2 separate regions of the Mus musculus genome follow, and region 1 is linked to region 2. The links are chromatin loops, found by intact Hi-C in ENCODE. Cell type or tissue: left cerebral cortex. All regions are shown on one strand. Each heading gives the region's core, and the rest is flanking DNA. Links, peaks and the distances in the headings are about the cores only. Region 1 holds the start of Gm40302 (a long non-coding RNA gene). Region 2 overlaps Zcchc4 (zinc finger, CCHC domain containing 4).

What was found. A loop is a pair of places that touch in the nucleus more often than their neighbours do. Peaks named below come from ENCODE experiments on the same cell type or tissue, not always from the same donor. Only the 100,000 strongest peaks of a DNase experiment are listed, where the experiment ranks them.
Region 1: it touches region 2 in a loop (2.8-fold over the local background); 3 of 42 quality-filtered maps call a loop at or near these places.

Annotation. Positions count from the first base shown.
Region 1 is chr5:52,128,539-52,136,874 of GRCm38, forward strand. Gm40302 (a long non-coding RNA gene) reads left to right here and starts at 1,804. Exons shown (of 3, transcript XR_868417.3): 1 at 1,804-1,893; 2 at 3,020-3,253; 3 at 5,704-8,336. Mir6417 (microRNA 6417) reads right to left here and starts at 7,479; the gene lies at 7,364-7,479. In left cerebral cortex, for the core only: a CTCF peak has its summit at 3,746 (motif pointing right); DNase peaks (open chromatin) are centred at 3,756 and 7,101.
Region 2 is chr5:52,809,041-52,817,376 of GRCm38, forward strand. Zcchc4 (zinc finger, CCHC domain containing 4) reads left to right here. Exons shown (of 13, transcript NM_001308144.1): 9 at 6,761-6,882; 10 at 7,122-7,197. Among named protein-coding and RNA genes, the nearest start is that of Anapc4, 21 kb to the right of the region's middle. In left cerebral cortex, for the core only: no CTCF peak of the experiment used is centred there; a DNase peak (open chromatin) is centred at 3,607.

The sequences.
Region 1 (8,336 bases), core at 8-8,007, 680 kb before region 2:
GAGAGACGCCATCATCCTTGATATGATAGATATGACAATGACATCTCAGAAAACTAGGGGGTGGAGTAAGTTCCGAGTCCCATTTGAATGTCAGGGAGGACGCCGAGTAAGCTAGAGTCACATTTATTTAAATCTCCACATAAAACATAGCAGCTCGAGGGAACGGTGATCAGCAGCTCTGGCCTAACACAGCCTCATAAAGATGGGGCAGAGAGCAAGCAGCCAGGGTCTGGAGTAAGAGGCCGGTAGGGTGATCCTGACTTGACACCAGCATCCTTTGACCTTCTCTGCAAGACAAGCAGGGACACCTGCATGTAGGAAATGAAATGGGCACCCAGCCCACAGGGGACCCTGAATGCTTTTCTTCTGTCCCCGTGATCACCAAGGGCTAGGCTCTAGACCTGTTTGAGTGTGTCCCCCAGTGGTCTGGCCTTGAGGCAGTCACATAAGAAGCGATAGGGTGTTTAGGACAGACAGACCTACCTAAGTGTTCAGGTGATGGCAGGTATGCTCTCTGAAGGGACTGGTGGAGCTCTCCTGAGACCTTGGTTAACTGAATGAGTGGATCTGAGCCTCAGTGTAACCTAGTGGTGGAGCCCTGGTCCAAGTCTAGCAGCTAGTCCGGAAGCCAAGACAGGCCCTGAGTTCCCTACGCATGCTCACTTAGCTCCGCGTCTGCCATAGGGTCTCTCTCACAGGCAAAGTGGGAGGAGCTATCTAGAAGCTACAGCAGAGCCTGGGGTGCTGTCTTGGGGATCATGAGTGCCCGCCTGCCATGTTGAAAGCTTGCTTCTAGCCTGATCTCCATTTTGATGTCCATGGAAGGTGTGGAACTTTTGGGGGAAAGGTCTTCATGAAAAGTCTTCCTGTTATTGGGACATGTGTTTTAAATAGATTGTGGGAGTCTCGTATGATGTCAATTTTGTCAGATTGGTGAGATTCAAAATCACTATGGTAACATACGTACGGGTGTGTCTATGAGGGTGTTTCTAAGAAAGTTTAATTGAGCTGATGTCTCACAATAACTTCCATTGCTACGAAGAACCACAACCACCAAGACCAAGGTAATTTTCAAAAGAAAGCGTTTACTGGGACTCACAGCTCCAGAAGGTTAGAATCTATAAGTATCATGGATGGCAACATGGCAGAAGACAGGAAGGCTTGGTGCTGGTGCAGTACCTGAGAACTTACATCTCATTCACAAGCATCAGAAAGCTAACTGAATAGTGTGGGCTTTAAAACCTCAAAGCCCACCCCCAGTGACACACTGACCCCCAACAAGGCCACCCCCTAATCCTTTCCAACGAGTTCTACCCAATGGGAACCACACGTTCAAATACAGCAGCCTACAGGGGCCATTCCCATTTAAACCACTACAGTTGGGAAAATGCACTCTGAACTCTTGGTTGTTGTCCAGTCTGGACCCCTAGCTGGTGGATCCATGCTACCAACATTCAAATGCACAGTGTTCAGCTCTCTCTCTCTGCTTCCTGACTGTGGGTACAGTGTGTCCAGCCACTCTCACCTTCCCTATGGCTTCCCTGCCATGACAGACATGTCCCCTCCGATTGTAAGCTTCCACAGGCTCTTCTTTCCTACCTTGCTTTTTGTCAGGTATTTGGTCATAACTAGAAGTGTAATTGATGCCTTTGGTCTCTTCATTTCTTTCTCCTCCCAGACGTAAGGTGAGCAGTAGTCTTCGCAATGAAATGCTGCCAGCATCCCAAAGCAAAACCAAGAGCCAGGATATACCTTACCCTCTTCACAAGTTGGTCATCTCGGGTATTAGCAACACCAATGGATGTCTCAATGTGGAAAAGTGATTGCTGCCAAGTCTGAAGTTTGAGTCTGAGACCCACATCATGAGAAACCCAAGAGATCCAATTTCTGAAGGTTGGAGGAAGGAACCACTCTAAAGTGGATGGTCACCCCCTCCCAAACTCTCTAACACAAAAACTCCCTCTTCCTCCCTCCCTCCCTCTCTCTCTCTCTCTCTCTCTCTCTCTCTCTCTCACACACACACACACACACACACACACACACACACCCCGCTCCCAATGCACTCAGGCTCCCTTTCCAGCTTGGCTGCTCTGAGCAGCTGCTAACAGCTGGAAACAGGCAGCAGTCAAGGGCCTGCAGGAAAGTGCAGAGAGGAGTCTCAGCAGCCCAGCTCTCCCTCCCTGGGGCTCCTGCCTAGCCTGACCTCCAGGGAAAGAGTAAAGACTGGGATCTCCCATGCACAGAATGTCCCAGTATTTGGAACTTGCTCCACCATTTCCTGGGGGGCCTCCCATCCTAGGCTGGGCCAGTGGTTTCCTGTGAATGTTCTACCAGGGTGCTCCTTGTGTCTTCAGTGGAGAATCAATGCAGCCAGACGGCCTGTCTCCAGTCCCCTCCCTCTACTCTGTAGGACCAAACCAACCTGACATCTTTTTTTTTTCCTCTTGAATTTAAGAGCCCTGCAGACGCAAGGATCCTTTTAGCTTTTAACATATTTAATAATTTATTATTTATCTGATATTTTTGTAAATGTATTCCTCAGATCAGGACTTTGCCTCTGCAGCTTCCAATTTGCACCTATCTGACATCGTTTATCTTCCAGCCCCTTGATGCTCTGGAGGGCGGGTTTCCTCTTTAACACTTCCTTAGAGTCCTAATGAACTTCAGTCACTGTACGAGTCTGTACGAGTGCTTCAGTCACTCAGGGTGCTGGCGCGCACACACACACACACACACACACACACACACCCTTTTGCATTTTTCCTGCTCTCAGGCATACAGATCATACGTGCCACTAATACAGTGTTGATCTCCCTAGGTTGCTTCTTTTTTTTTTTAAAGATGTTTGCCCTTCAGCCTGCTATTAACCAGTTTCTTCCTACTTTGAAAAACTCACTCTTTTAAATTTCATCATACCAGTATTTCCCCGGGGATTTTACCGTTTATTAAGTAGTCAAAACCAATTTTGGAGCAATCATATATACCAAATAGTCTCATGAATCTTTTGTATTCTCCACAGCTCCTGCACACAGGTGGGCACCCTGCAGGAACATCAGAAATACTCCACTGGCTAATCCACGTAGCCAACAGGTCGCTTCCTGAGAGGCGAGCTGGAGTGCTGCTTCAATACGCAGCAGTGCGGGTTTAAGCGACGGCATCCTCTCGGTTTAGCTGTGTGACCTTAAGCAACTGGCTCAGTCGCTCTGTGCTTCCACTCGCGCTGTGAAATGAAAATCCTTCCTACCATCTTGGGGTGAGGGTTAAGTATTGAAGCCTTTTGACCTAACTGAGGAAGTTCTCTATAAACAGTAACTTTTGTCCTGGAGATGTGGCTTGGTTGCAGAGCATTTTATCTGACGTGCGCAAGGTTCTGGGTTCAATCTCCAGCATGATAAATAAACGAGTAAGTAACTTATATTCTTTGAGTAGTCTTTGGGAAGAATTTAGGTATTAGAGATGTCGTTGACATCTTGGCCCAGGCTGTTCATGCCCACGCTGGCGTTCAGGTGTATGGAGATCACCCATCCATCCTAGTACCATCAAGCCACTTCTCTGTGACCTCAAAGTCACCGTCTGTAATGTGGGGGGTGGTGCTCATAATCCCAGCTCTCAAACCTCTCACCTTCTTTGAAATAATTTCTTGCCTTTTAAATCTCAGACAACTGTCTACACACCAGCAGGGGACAGCAATCTAGACATCTGTTCTCTCCAAGGACGCCTCCGCTCAGGTGGCAGCGGCAGAAATGCCCACTAGGGGGCGCGTGCGCTCTCTTCTCAGGCCGGGCTGGGGAGGGAAGGCGAGCTGGGAACCTTCTGGGCCCATCTGTGTGTATCAGCACAGGCAGACCTGCCACTGCCCAGCTCAAGGCTGAATTTTGTTCACATTAAACCTGACAAATCTGAGGTTAGAGGAATTAGTTAACTCACCCAGGATCTTAGAGCTAAGAGGAACCATGGTGCCTCTCTTGGCAGTCTTTAGGACCAGGGAAGGACACCCCTGGATTTTGCCTGCAATGTGGGTACCCCCAAATAGGCACGGGTGTGGGGCTGTTACCCAGTTTGCCCCCGAGAATATGGATGCCGGGCGGTGGTGCTCTGTGAGGTTTGGGACATGGCAGTAGCTAGCTTCTCTGAAACAAAATGCATAGTCCTAAGAAAGGTCTGTACAAGCCGAGCCTGGTGGCGCACGCCTTTAATCCCAGCACTTGGGAGGCAGAGGCAGGCAGATTTCTGAGTTCGAGGCCAGCCTGGTCTACAGAGTGAGTTCCAGGACAGCCAGGGCTAGACTGGGAAACCCTGTCTCGAAAAACAAAAACAAACCCAAACCAAAAAAAGGTTCTGTACGAAAGAAGTGGGTGTGCTTGACTTTGCTGAAGCTGCTCGGTGTCAGCTGGACCTGCTAGACACCCTGTTAAAGACACATGAGATGTGCAAACGATCAGTTTGACTTATGCTCTGGCAGAGTAAGGAATGCGCTGAAAATAAGGAAGTGGGGCATCTTGTGTTTGAATGACAGCCTGACGTCACTGTTTCAGAAACAAGAGTTTCTACACTTCACTACATAGCCCTTGCTGGCCTGGGACTCACGATGTAGCCCAAGGTGGTCTCAAACTTGTAATAGTCCTCCTGCCTCTAGCACCTAAGTGCTAAGGTTACAGCTGTGTAACACCAGACTAAAATGGTTGTTTTACACTGCTACTTTTGGGGTGATTTGTGAAACAGCAAAGATAACTCAAACATCATTTAACTGAACTGATACTACGTGATAGACACCAAAGTAAGGTACTGTGTGTTTTCTCTCCCAGTCTCCGGTTTTGAAGAAGGGTCTCCCATATCCTAGGTGGCTTCAAACTTATTGAGTACTTGAGGATGTCCTTGAAGTACTTAGTGCAGCACCGTGCCTGATTTTCAAACCCTGATGTCTCAATAATCTTGCATTGCACATTCATGGAGAATGACAACTCAGATTAGCAGCGGACACACTGAGAGATGCAATCAATGGGGGCACTGAGACGGCTCAGCACTTAAGAGGACTTGCAGAGGATCTGAGTTCAGTTTCCAGCACCCACATGGCCAATCACTGCTTAAAGCTCCACCTCTAAGGGATATAATGCCCTGGTCTGGTCTCCAGGAGCACTCCATGCACATACATACATACATACATACATACATACATACATACATACAAGCAACACTCATATGCATAATATAAAAATAAATCTTAAAACATATTCAAAGCCACATAAGGAGACCTACTCTTCATCACCAAAGCCTTTATTGATAAGGAAAGTAGGAACCTACAGACTGTGCTAAAAATCAAACGGGTAGTGGAAGACTGGCTGGTGGCCTTGAGTGGTGTACAATAATAAAAACAAAAGAAGAGCTACGGACAATGGAAAATGTCCCTGAGAATATGCTGTCCCTTGGGCTTCAGTCTTGCCACAGCTATGAGACTGGAAGGGAAATGCTTTCATTTCATTAACACCTTTACATGGCAGTGAGCAAGGCTCGAGCGCCAGTTTCCTCCGACCCCACCCCCACCCGCCACCTTAGCCTTTCCTAATAGCATCCAAGGATAGGGCACCTACTGTGTGTCTGACAGAGTGTCAGGTAGTCCATCTGTCAGGTAAGTGTTTCTCGTATCCACGAGGGTTTGAGTTTACAAACCTGGCACACCCATGTGTTCCCTTTCTGCCATCACAGGCCCTTTTCCTGGGGAGCGACGGAGCCAAGTCAATCAACAAACAATCGACTGTATGTCAGGCTCCGCCTATGTACCTGGGACATCATGACCCTCCTTGCCTCCTCCTCTGCTTGCCTACCTTCCTCTTGCCTTCTCTGATGACGCTTTTCACATGTTGCCGTATCTTGAGTCTCCAAACTCTTGCAGACAAAGGATCCAAGTATGACACAAGGCAGATCAGTCGAGGGATAGATGAACCAAAGAATGAATGAGAGGACGGGGTGGGTATATACATGTGACTTTCCCCAGCGACACATAAAAAAACCAACCCATGTATTCACTCCAGAGAGGACACGGACACACCAAAGGAAGGACTCTTCAGTTCAAGTCCAGCGTGGTCAACCAGTGGGTTTACTGGGGTTACTTAAAAGCGATACAAGCAGCTACATCACCAGAAAGCCCTCTGGGCAAACTACACTACCCGATGTCCAACGTCCAACCTCAGTTCACCCCTTACATAATCTCAGGATGGAGAAGGCTCAGGAGCCTTGAGTCTTCCCACTCTCTCCACAAAGGAGTGGCTCATGTGTGGGATTTCATCTTCTATCCAGGATGTCAATAGTAATTTCCAGATCGGAGGAAACAGCTATAGTACAGTGAGTACATGGGCAAATGGATGGGTAGCTGTGTGTGTGTGTGTGTGTGTGTGTGTGTGTGTGTGTGTGTGTGTGTTTGGGAGTAGGTAAATTAAAGGGTGGATGAGAATTGGTTTTCACTTAGTCCTCTGAATGGAGCATCAAATCTAGACACCCAGCACAGGCCTGTCTGAGTCTTGTGGTCTAGCCAAATTCAAATATAAAACTAGCCATCTACCCTGCCATGCAATTTGGGGGAAAGAGAGCCTAGCAACAAGTGTAGCAGAGGTGAAAATCCCCATGGAAACAGATACAGTGAACTTCCCTCGGGAGAAAGTGCTCTCAGTGACTCTGGGGACACAGTCGCAGAACACCATGCAAAAGGGCCAAGGACTCTTCCCGACGTACAGTCTACTTTAAGAGGCTTTTGGTCCATCTGAGGCCGTTTACTTTTGAGAAATGTGAGATTTGAACAGAACCAGAATGGAGCCAAGGCAACTAAAGGGCATCAGAGGAAAGCTGGCCACTTAGTCATTGCCCCACCGTGGCAATGCCTCCTTTGCAGAAGCTATAGAGAGCCGAGATACCTGGGATAGGAACCTGGAATTTTCTAGACCACAATTCTCAATCCAGTTGTGAGATGAGAGACACATTTTCAACGAGTCAGGCTCAACCACTGGGTACTTCACACCACACAGAGAGCACAGTAGTCTTTGAAACGTGGGTTCTGTTTTCTAGATCTACTTGTGCATGACTGTACTGTGGGCAGCCGGGTGTAAAATGTACTTCTGTTGTTCATCATTGTCAGAAAGCTTGGCACTGGGATGGGCATACCCCGTCTCAGCCAGAATCTACTGAAGTAAGTGCATTCCTGACGAACTAGCAGCTAGGAATAGCTAACCAAATGGGATGAAATTACAGAGCAGTTTCTTTTGCCCAGTGGGGTGGGGAGTAGGGGAAGTCTCTCTCTTTCTGGGACATTTTTGAAGCCCGAGTATTAGTTGGATTGCGGGCATTGGGAGTTGACGGATCTGCAAGCTCACACTCAGCGGAGGAACTAGTACACACAGCGGACAATCACAGCAGCACACAACCCTGTCTCACAGACACAGCTATGTGGCTAGCTGTCGTTTGCTACTCGGTGGGTTCTTCTTTTACCGTTCTCCATCTTCGCTTCCACCCTTTCAACCCTCTAACACTAGATAAGAGAAAGGACAGCGAGGAAAGAAAAGATCCCTAAGTAAGTCAGAGACTGGACGACTTCCTGCTGGTTAATGGTGTCCAGTGTGTTCTTCGCTGTCAGATTATCTCATTTGTAGTTGTTTCTTCTTTGCACCTGACTACTTAACCCACCCCACCTCTGGGGGCCCTAAAATTTATATACCCTTTGAGGAGTCCCCAGAATTCCAATTGTCACACAATCGCAGAAACTATCTGCAGCTGGCAAAACTGACTGACAGCCCCTCCCCAACAAGAGCACGAGGCAAATCATAGTCAGCTAATGTGGACAATCTGAAGCAGCCCCGTATCCCACACCTGGGATGAAAATGAAAATGTATTTTTATAGTATTGTTTTTGTTTTTCTTTTTTTTTTTTTTTTAAAGAAACCAAAATTCCACACAGCTAGTGTTGCTTTCATTATCTGGTTTATTTTACTACCTCTGAGGAAATAGTCAAAGCAACAGAGTTTACTCTAGGTGCAGAAAAACTAAACTCAACAGGTTTGCGTAAGGAATTAGCTCTGTAGCTTCGGGATACTGGTGCAGCAAAAGAAGTGGAAAGGACCCGACAGGATGCAAACCTTGGAGCTTCTATCACAACAGTCGTGCTCAGGGGCTGTGTGTGGTGTGCTCAGCACTGGGGGCAGGCAGGCAGGGTGGGAAACTTTAGTGCTGACCCCTTAGGGAAGCCAAGTACAGTGGATCACACAAAGTTGTGGAAAATGTTGGTGCAACGAACAATTGCGATCAGAAAGTACTTCTAGTAAGTACCACCATTTTTCCTGCCTACAAACACAA
Region 2 (8,336 bases), core at 123-8,122:
TGTTGTTACCATTACTCTGTGTGGCCGCCACGTGGAACTGTTCCTTCTTTTTGCAAAGGCATTTTTCCTTTTGTGATTTCTGAGGAGTTGAGTGCCTGAAGTTTTTCAGCCCTCACATTGTAAGCATCTTTACCAGCTGTTGCCAGATAGCACAACTGTCTACTGTCAAAGGCATATGCCATCGTGAAGAATATGTTGAAGTGATGCTGGTTAGCCAGTGTATGGGAGACTGTACCTGTGGTGCTGCTGCTGTGGAAAGCAAGCATTAACTTAAAAGTTTTACTTTGCTTTCAGCCAGCTTAAGAGACTTTTTTGAATTCTTCTCCATTTTCTATAAGTATATACTTTTAAAGGTGGCTACATAATCTTTATTTAATAATTTCACTTTACTTCCTTAGCTGGCTGTGCAGATTTCCTTCCTTCTTATGTTTCTTCTGTCTTTAAGGTACTATAACGAAACAGCTGTAAGCATCTCTAATCCATAGCATTTTTCCGTGGCTTCCACAGTATAGACTTTGAAAACTAGGATTATTTTCTCATTTGTGATGGCTTTTCTATGATGGTTGAACCATATTAAGAGTATCCTTTCCAAAAAGTGGGTAGTGTAAGCCATTTTAACCTTGACTTGTAGGTAAAGCATAGCCTACATCACAGTCCTTCCTTCCACAGCTGTTTCCCCTCCTTTTCAAGCTTGCAGGGCTCTTTGTTCTGTTTGAGGGAGGGCTGCTTCTAGAGTTGGCATTTGCAAGGCAGAGGCAGCTGACTTAGTCTGAAGAAGTGAACTAACTAAACTGGCTCCAGTGGCACCTGCTTCCTTTGAGGGAAGTGGTGCCCTCCTGTGATGGTCGGCACACAGTAGGTGTCCATATATTCCATATGAATAGAATGAGAAAGAGCACAAACTCTAGTGGTGAGAGGTATGGGTTTTAATCTCAGCTCAGCTGCTTAGCCTCTCTGAGGCCCCTCTTCTCTGTTAAATGAATATGATGACGATAATAATAATGATGCTGATGAGTATAGCACTGGTAACACATATGTCTCTTGGGGTAATGTATGGAAAGGGATACCCCAGTCCTTGATATGCGACACTTGTAGAGGCCAGGCTGTTGTCCACACGATCATCAGATAGTTTCAAGGCAGGGCAGAACTTTTCTCCATCTTTTTTTTTTTTTTTTTATACATCTCAGACCTTAACATTGGTTAGCACGGGTTTCCTGGAAGACAGTTGCATCTGCACGTACAGAAGTGGCAAGAATTTGAAATGATGTTAGGGCAAAAGAAGACAACTCTTTTACAGGGCAGGCAAATGATGTTAGTGTAGAGTTGGCACTTAGATGTCATTTTCTTGGCCTGCCTGTGTCATTAGGAAAGGGCTTTGGGAAATAGTTGACAGCCTAAGCTTACTGGCTTACTGGAAATAATTGTACAATTCACTGTATTATTAAAAAAAAATGTTGAGGTTAGATCATGTGTGTCTGATTGGGAGCAAAGCAAAAGCCAGCAGCTGGGAAGGAGGAGAATGAGATCTGGAGACAGCACATAGCCATGCCTGAGGCCTTGGGTTCAATGAGATCTGGAGACAGCACATAGCCATTCCTGAGGTCTTGGGTTCAATGCCCAGCACCACAGGCAAATTAGAACGAAACTGAATGCCCTCTATCATCCAGTACAGATCTTTCTGCATAGCTCTGACCCCTTCCTCCATCATCACCAAAGCCTCAATAAGACTTGAAGCCGGGTGTGGTGGCGCGCGCCTTTAATCCCAGCACTCAGGAGGCAGAGGCAGGCTGATTTCTGAGTTCGAGGCCAGCCTGGTCTACAGAGTGAGTTCAAGGACAGCCAGGGCTACACAGAGAAACCCTGTCTCGAAAAACCAAAAAAAAAAAAAAAAAAAAAAAAAAAAACCAGACTTCAAGCCACAGTACAGTAAAAAAGCTAACAAAACCACAATCACTGGCTCTTGTTGTAGGGGCAGGGAGGACACTGTTCAGATAAGAGGAAGGCTCACCTGCTGCAAATCTTCGTGACACATAAATCACTCGGATAACGTGCTCGATAAGCAGGCAATGAAATAGCGATCAGCTGCGGCTTTATTAAGGGCAGATAAGGAGGAGGAGAATTCCGATTTCAAGTTAGAAGTCTTGAGTCCTAGCACTGCCTGTAGAGCAATGTGACTAGGGCGATCAGCTGGTCTTTCCAGAGCTGTTTGCCTGACCTATAAAGTAAATGCTTCACAGAGCAGAGGCGTGGCAGGGCCTTCCCTCGAAGTGCTGAGACTCATTCTAGTGACGTCCTAGACTTGTTCAGAGAACGCCAGGCTCACTGGGCAAGCTAACAAGACTGATTAGTGATGTCTGCCCCAGGCTGAGGGGCGAGGAACAAGGACTGGAGTGGCAGCGTTCATGTGGTTAGCACACTCCATTGAGACAGTTTCACACCCCCAACCTCCGCAATGCTCTCTCTAGACTTCATGTCTTTTTTTTTTTTTTTTTTTTTTTTTTTTTTTTTTTTTTGAGACAGGGTTTCTCTGTGTAGCCCTGGCTATCCTGGAACTCACTCTGTAGACCAGGCTGGCCTCGAACTCAGAAATCCGCCTGCCTCTGCCTCCTGAGTGCTGGGATTAAAGGCGTGCGCCACCTCTGCCCGGCTACTTCGTGTCTTCCTAACCTGGAATACACCTTGCATGTTGAAAGTAGAGCTGTTTGCTTTGTCAACGCTAAACTTTTTTTATAGTCAGCCTATGTAGGAAACCCTTTTTAGCTTATTTTTACAGTAGAAAAGATATTTTGATAGGAATTTGGGGCAATTGTTGAATATTAGAAGATGGCAACCAAATTCTTGAAACTCGGTGTGTAATAAAGACTCCCTAAGTGTTGAACAGGGGGAGTAGTCTACATGGACATTTTAAATCTGGCTTTGAAGGCTGTGAGGCCGACTGTGGTTGTGGGGGCTGGTTGGTAAAGCCCAGGCAGTCTTAAAACCTTAGTATGACCACACAGCACATAGTCCTCAGAGAGCTGTGCAAATGCGAGTGTGGCCTGGAACATAGTAGGCGCAGAGGTCATGCTCTAGCGCCTCGGTCTCCATCTAACTGTTCAGGCTCAAGCTGCAGAGACATTTGCGTATGGCTCGAATTAAAAGTTGGGAACTGCAGAGATTTTGTGCTTTCCCTCATTTCTATACAGTACTTCATCACATTAATCAGTTCTGTGGGAGAAATTTTCTGTTTGAAAATGCCTCTCATCATCATTGTGAGTGAGATGTCAGGGATAATGACGGGAACATGGTGGATCAGCTCTAGCAGTAGCGATAGGCAATTTGCAAAATTGTGTTTGCTTTACAGCACTTCCACGGGAGGTTTATTTGTGTGGATGAAGCTATGAAATATGGATGTATGTTAGAGGTACATTAATTTACTCTAGCAGCATGCGTTTTACATACCATATGTTTATAGTTAATTAGCACAACAAACCCGCATTTAAAAATAATAATAATCTCAATTAGGTTATGCAAAATCGAGCAATCAGCCACCTTCCTGACACGCGAGTTCTCCAGCTCCTTGGGAAACCATAAAGAGGCTGCCCCTCCATCTGCTGCTGTGGCACGAGTGTCCCACGCAGTACACATCCTCCCACATCTTAACTCTCCAGCGATTCCAAGTTGCAGCAGTCTCGTGGGAAGAGTGGCTTTTCTTACGACACTCATAAGTTTATGTGCAAAATATCTTTTGTTGAATTTAATAAGGTACCACATATATTCTACTCCACAAAGGGCTGCACCAGGGAAACATTATAAATTGAAATCTCTTCAAAAGAAAACTACTTAAACTACTATTTTAGGTTGATTTTTTTTTTTAAAGTAAAATCCATTTTTGTGTCTTGCCTCTAACAGGTAACATATATTCACGGGATTTTTGAAAGCTGGGAAGAAACGTAGAGGTAACCTGGGCTGACTTCCCAGTGTAATAATCTCCTTGCTGAATTCATGACAAGCGCTCATCCAGCCTCACTCGGATGCTGTCGGGGCGCAGAGTCCTAAAGCCTTACAAGGCAACTCAATTTATTTAATAGCTCTAATCGTTAGAGAATTTTCTCATATTGAGATAAAATATGCTCCCCATTAACTCCTAACCATTGCTCCTGGTTCTGTTCTCCGAGGCAATAAAGGATAAGTCTAATTTCTATTCCATATGATCCTCCTTCAGTTATGAACTAGCTGTCAGTTCCTCCCAGTCTTTTCTGAACAAACACCCCCAATTTGTTAAACTATAAATCCTATTCATTGCTATTATTTTCAGTAGAAATGAGCAGGTTTTATCAGTGTCTGTCTTAAAATTCGGGGACTGAACGAAGGGCTGCAAATGGGACCTTAACAAAGTCTTCCCTTGTTGGGATACTGCGCATGCGTAGAGGCCTTCCACCAGCCTACCTGGGAGGCAAGGCAAGGCTGAGGGTGGAGGCCCCTGCTGGCGGGCAGCCTATCAGAAACCCTTGGGACTTTGACTTGTGCCTTGCCTTCCCTCAGCTAGTCTGCCCAGCTGTTTCTCACTGCTGCGGTCTGAGCCTTAGTGGATGCATTTATGAGTAAATCTGGTAATACCGGGTTAAACCAGAGCTGTGGAGAGTTGAGCAGTCTGCCATCAGAAGCTTGACTCCTACAGTTTGGATGGAGCGTGGAGGATGAGTGCTGTTGAGTGCTCAGCCCTGATGGAACTTTTTTATGCCATATTTTTTTATGTATTCTTTGAGAATCTCATTCATGTGTACGATGTCTTTGGGTCATAGCCACTCCTGCACTTTCTCCCTGACTCCCCGGAAGCGGGATATCTGTATCAACATCCTCAAGGCTGAGGAGATATCACGGAAGAAGGAGTAAAAGGGATGTCAGAGTCAGGATGGGGAGGCGTGCTGTGAATGCCGCTTTCTGATTCCCTGTGCAGTACCTGTCCGCATCCTACCCTGTGTGGGAGGGTGACAACTACTGAGGAGCTGTTGACAGCTGAACACTGCTGGAAGAGGCAATGCAAGGTTTCTTCTAGGGTGTGGTTGCTGGTAGGTTGTCCATGCTGAGTGACCCTTCCCCCACCCATGCACACGCTGGTAACTAATTGGACTCAGAGACTCAGAGGGATGGAGATATATGTATATGCATATGCACATATACACATGCACATATATACCTTTTACAGGACGTGAAAATGGGAAGAGGAAGCACTGGAGTGGAGTCAGGGAAAGGGAGTTTGGTCGGATATGATCAAGATACATTGTATACATGTATGTATAGTCTAAAAATACTTGTTTTGTTTTGTTTTGAGACAGGGTTTCTCTGTGTAGCTCTGGCTGTCCTGAAACTTGCTCTGTAGGCCAGGCTGGCCTCGAACTCACAGAGATCTGCCTTCCTCTGCTTCCTGAGTGCTGGGACTAAGAATACATTTTAAAAATTGTTTTTAAGAAAAGCCCGTCTCGCCGGGCGTGGTAGCGCACACCTTTAATCCCAGCACTTGGGAGGCAGAGGCAGGCGGATTTCTGAGTTGGAGGCCAGCCTGATCCACAAAGTGAATTCCAGGACAGCCAGGGCTATACAAAGAAACCCTGTCTCAAAAAAAAAAAAAAAAAAAAAAAGAAAAGAAAAAGAAAAGAAAAGAAAAGAAAAGAAAAGCCCGTCTTCCTGTCATGGTTTCCCTTGTTTGTGCTTCATTTATTTAATAGCCAGCTTGTAAGCCTGGTCCATTCCAGCTTCCTAGGTGTATCTTTGCTTCTCATCCAAAGCGTTCATGCCATCTTATGTGGAAGTTAGGATCCACCCGTCCTGAGCTCCTAACTGTCGTGGTATTCTTGAGGAGGATCTAAAGCAGTGGTTTTCAAACGTGAGCATGTGAGGAGGACTTGCTAAAACACATTGCTGGGCCCCACTGCCAAGGTGTCTGAGATAGTAGATGTAGGCTGGGTAGGAACTTGCATTTCTAACAGGATCCATCCCAGTAATGTTGGTGTTGCCGATCCCTTTTTGAGTATTATTTATCTAAAGAAAGACATGTTTAGTAGCTAGGGCGATTCACAACAGCCTGAGAGTGAGTATGGATACTAGCACACAGGACAGGGGATTTAGGCATATAAGACAGTGCTTGGTGGCCTCACTTTGAAAATAAATGCTGGCATCACAAGTTCAGATGTCGAGGGAGGTCAGTGTTTGGAAGGGTCACTGCTGGGTACAGAACCAAGGGTTCTTCATCCCCATCTTCCTGCCTCGTGTCAGCCAGACTGTGGACTAAGTGACTCCTCAGTGTAGCTCTCAAAGTCAAGATCCATGACCTTTTATAGGTAAAAAACATTCCTCAGATTGTAGAAGGCTGGGCAGAGACCGCACTTTGATGTGGCCAGCTGAATAGCAAGCTTTTCTCTAAGAAAGTGGAACATCTCAGTGTCACTAGCATACATCTTCAAACAAAGCCTGTGGTTAGCATCAGAAATAAAGCTTTAATTACAAAATACTTTGTTTTGTAGCCTTTTAGATAAAGTTAGCGTCATTCCCATTACCCACCAACATGAGTGTGACATAACACATCTTTCCCTTGTTGTAATGGAATGCCACTGCTCTAGGCGCCTCCTGAGGTTGGCGGCGAGTAAACTTGCTTTTAGGACTTTCTTATTCCCTACTGGAGCACCTCAGCCTGGATCTTGGCATCAGTTTGTTTGTTTATTGGTTAAAGGAGCTTAGCGAATGTTGACTCATTTGAGTGAATTTTCTTTTTTCTTCCTAGGTGGATTATGATAATCATGCGCTTTACAAACATGGAAAGACAGGTCGAAAACAGTCTCCTGTCCGAATTTTCACCAACGTTCCACCCAACAAAATAATCCTTCCATCAGAGGAAGGATACAGGTGAGAGCGCTTTGAACTTCCCAAGTCACCTGAAAATTCACATCTATGTACCTAACAGTAAAATGCTTTCAAATACTGAATCATGTGGTTCTTATATTACCCTCAGATTTGGTCCATAATTTCATACTGAATTGAATTCTGATTACCTCCAATTTTTGGAGCAAGTACCTTGTTTGCTTTTGTCAGTTCTGTGAATCTCAATGAACACTTGCGGCTCATTTCCCTGTTTCTCTCTTTAGATTTTGCTCCCTCTGTCAGAGATATGTCTCTCGTGAGAACCAGCACTGTGTGCATTGTAATTCTTGCACATCCAAGGTATAGTTCTCTTATGTCACCCACTTTTATGGAAGGGATTGTTTTATGTTAGTTTGTTAGTTTTATCACTTTTAAAGTGTTATGTTAATACTTGAATTCATGTGTATTATTTCCACCTAACCTTAATACAGTAGTATTTTATTCTAATTACAAATTCAGCAGGCTTTTAAAAGGAATCTTATTTTGTGCATGAAAGTTGTGTGTGTGTGTGTGTGTGTGTGTGTGTGTGTGCATGTGTGTGTGAGTAGGCACATGTGAGCCATGGCACACGTATGGAGGTCAGAGAATAACATACAAGAGACAGTGGTCTCCTTTCACCATATGGGTTCTGTGAATCCAATTTGGGTCATCAGGCTTGGTGATGGATGCCTTTACTACTGAGCTATCTCTCCAGCCCGAAAACAGGCTTTTTAAAGTACTTAATTTCTTTCATCACCGTAAATAGCTATTTCAATCATTTTCATATGGTACTTACGAAGAGTGTTTCAAATAAGGCACTAAGTGCTGAATTTATATGTCTGTTAAGAGTAAAATTATGATGTTTCAAATCAGGCTTTGGACCATTAGATGCCATTGCTGTTCTGATGAAGGAATGGTTAGTAACATGCACTGTGCACGTTTTATGTGCTAGCCTTGTTTCTAAGAGTTTTGCATGGGTTAACAAACACATTTAGTCCCCAAAATAGCCCCTGAGGTAGGCATGGTTACTCTCTGCTCTCTTACAGCCGCTGCAGAACAAGGGATCCTGCCTCCTGTTGATGGGTTTGGCTCTTGTGCTTTTTCCTAAGAGCCTTTGTGTTTGAAAGTGTTGTAGATTCGCAGCACTGTGAAGCAGAAAGTACTGACATGCGCTTTCTATCCCGTCCCTGTGCACAGCCTTCTCTCAGTAGTGTCCTGGACGGAGCATACCTTGTGTGACAGTTGATGAGTTCCTGTTTTACTCTGAGGTTCACTTTGGGGCTGTGTGTTCTTTGGATTGGTTGAGTATATAGTGTCCTGCTTCTGTCACAGTGGGCTTCAGAGTCACTTCACTGTGTTCCCTGAAAGTTTTCTGCTTACTGCTTGGTCACCCTTCCCTAACCTCGGGAAACTGGTCTCTTTACTGTCTCTATAGTTTTGTCTTTTCCAGAAAGTCATAA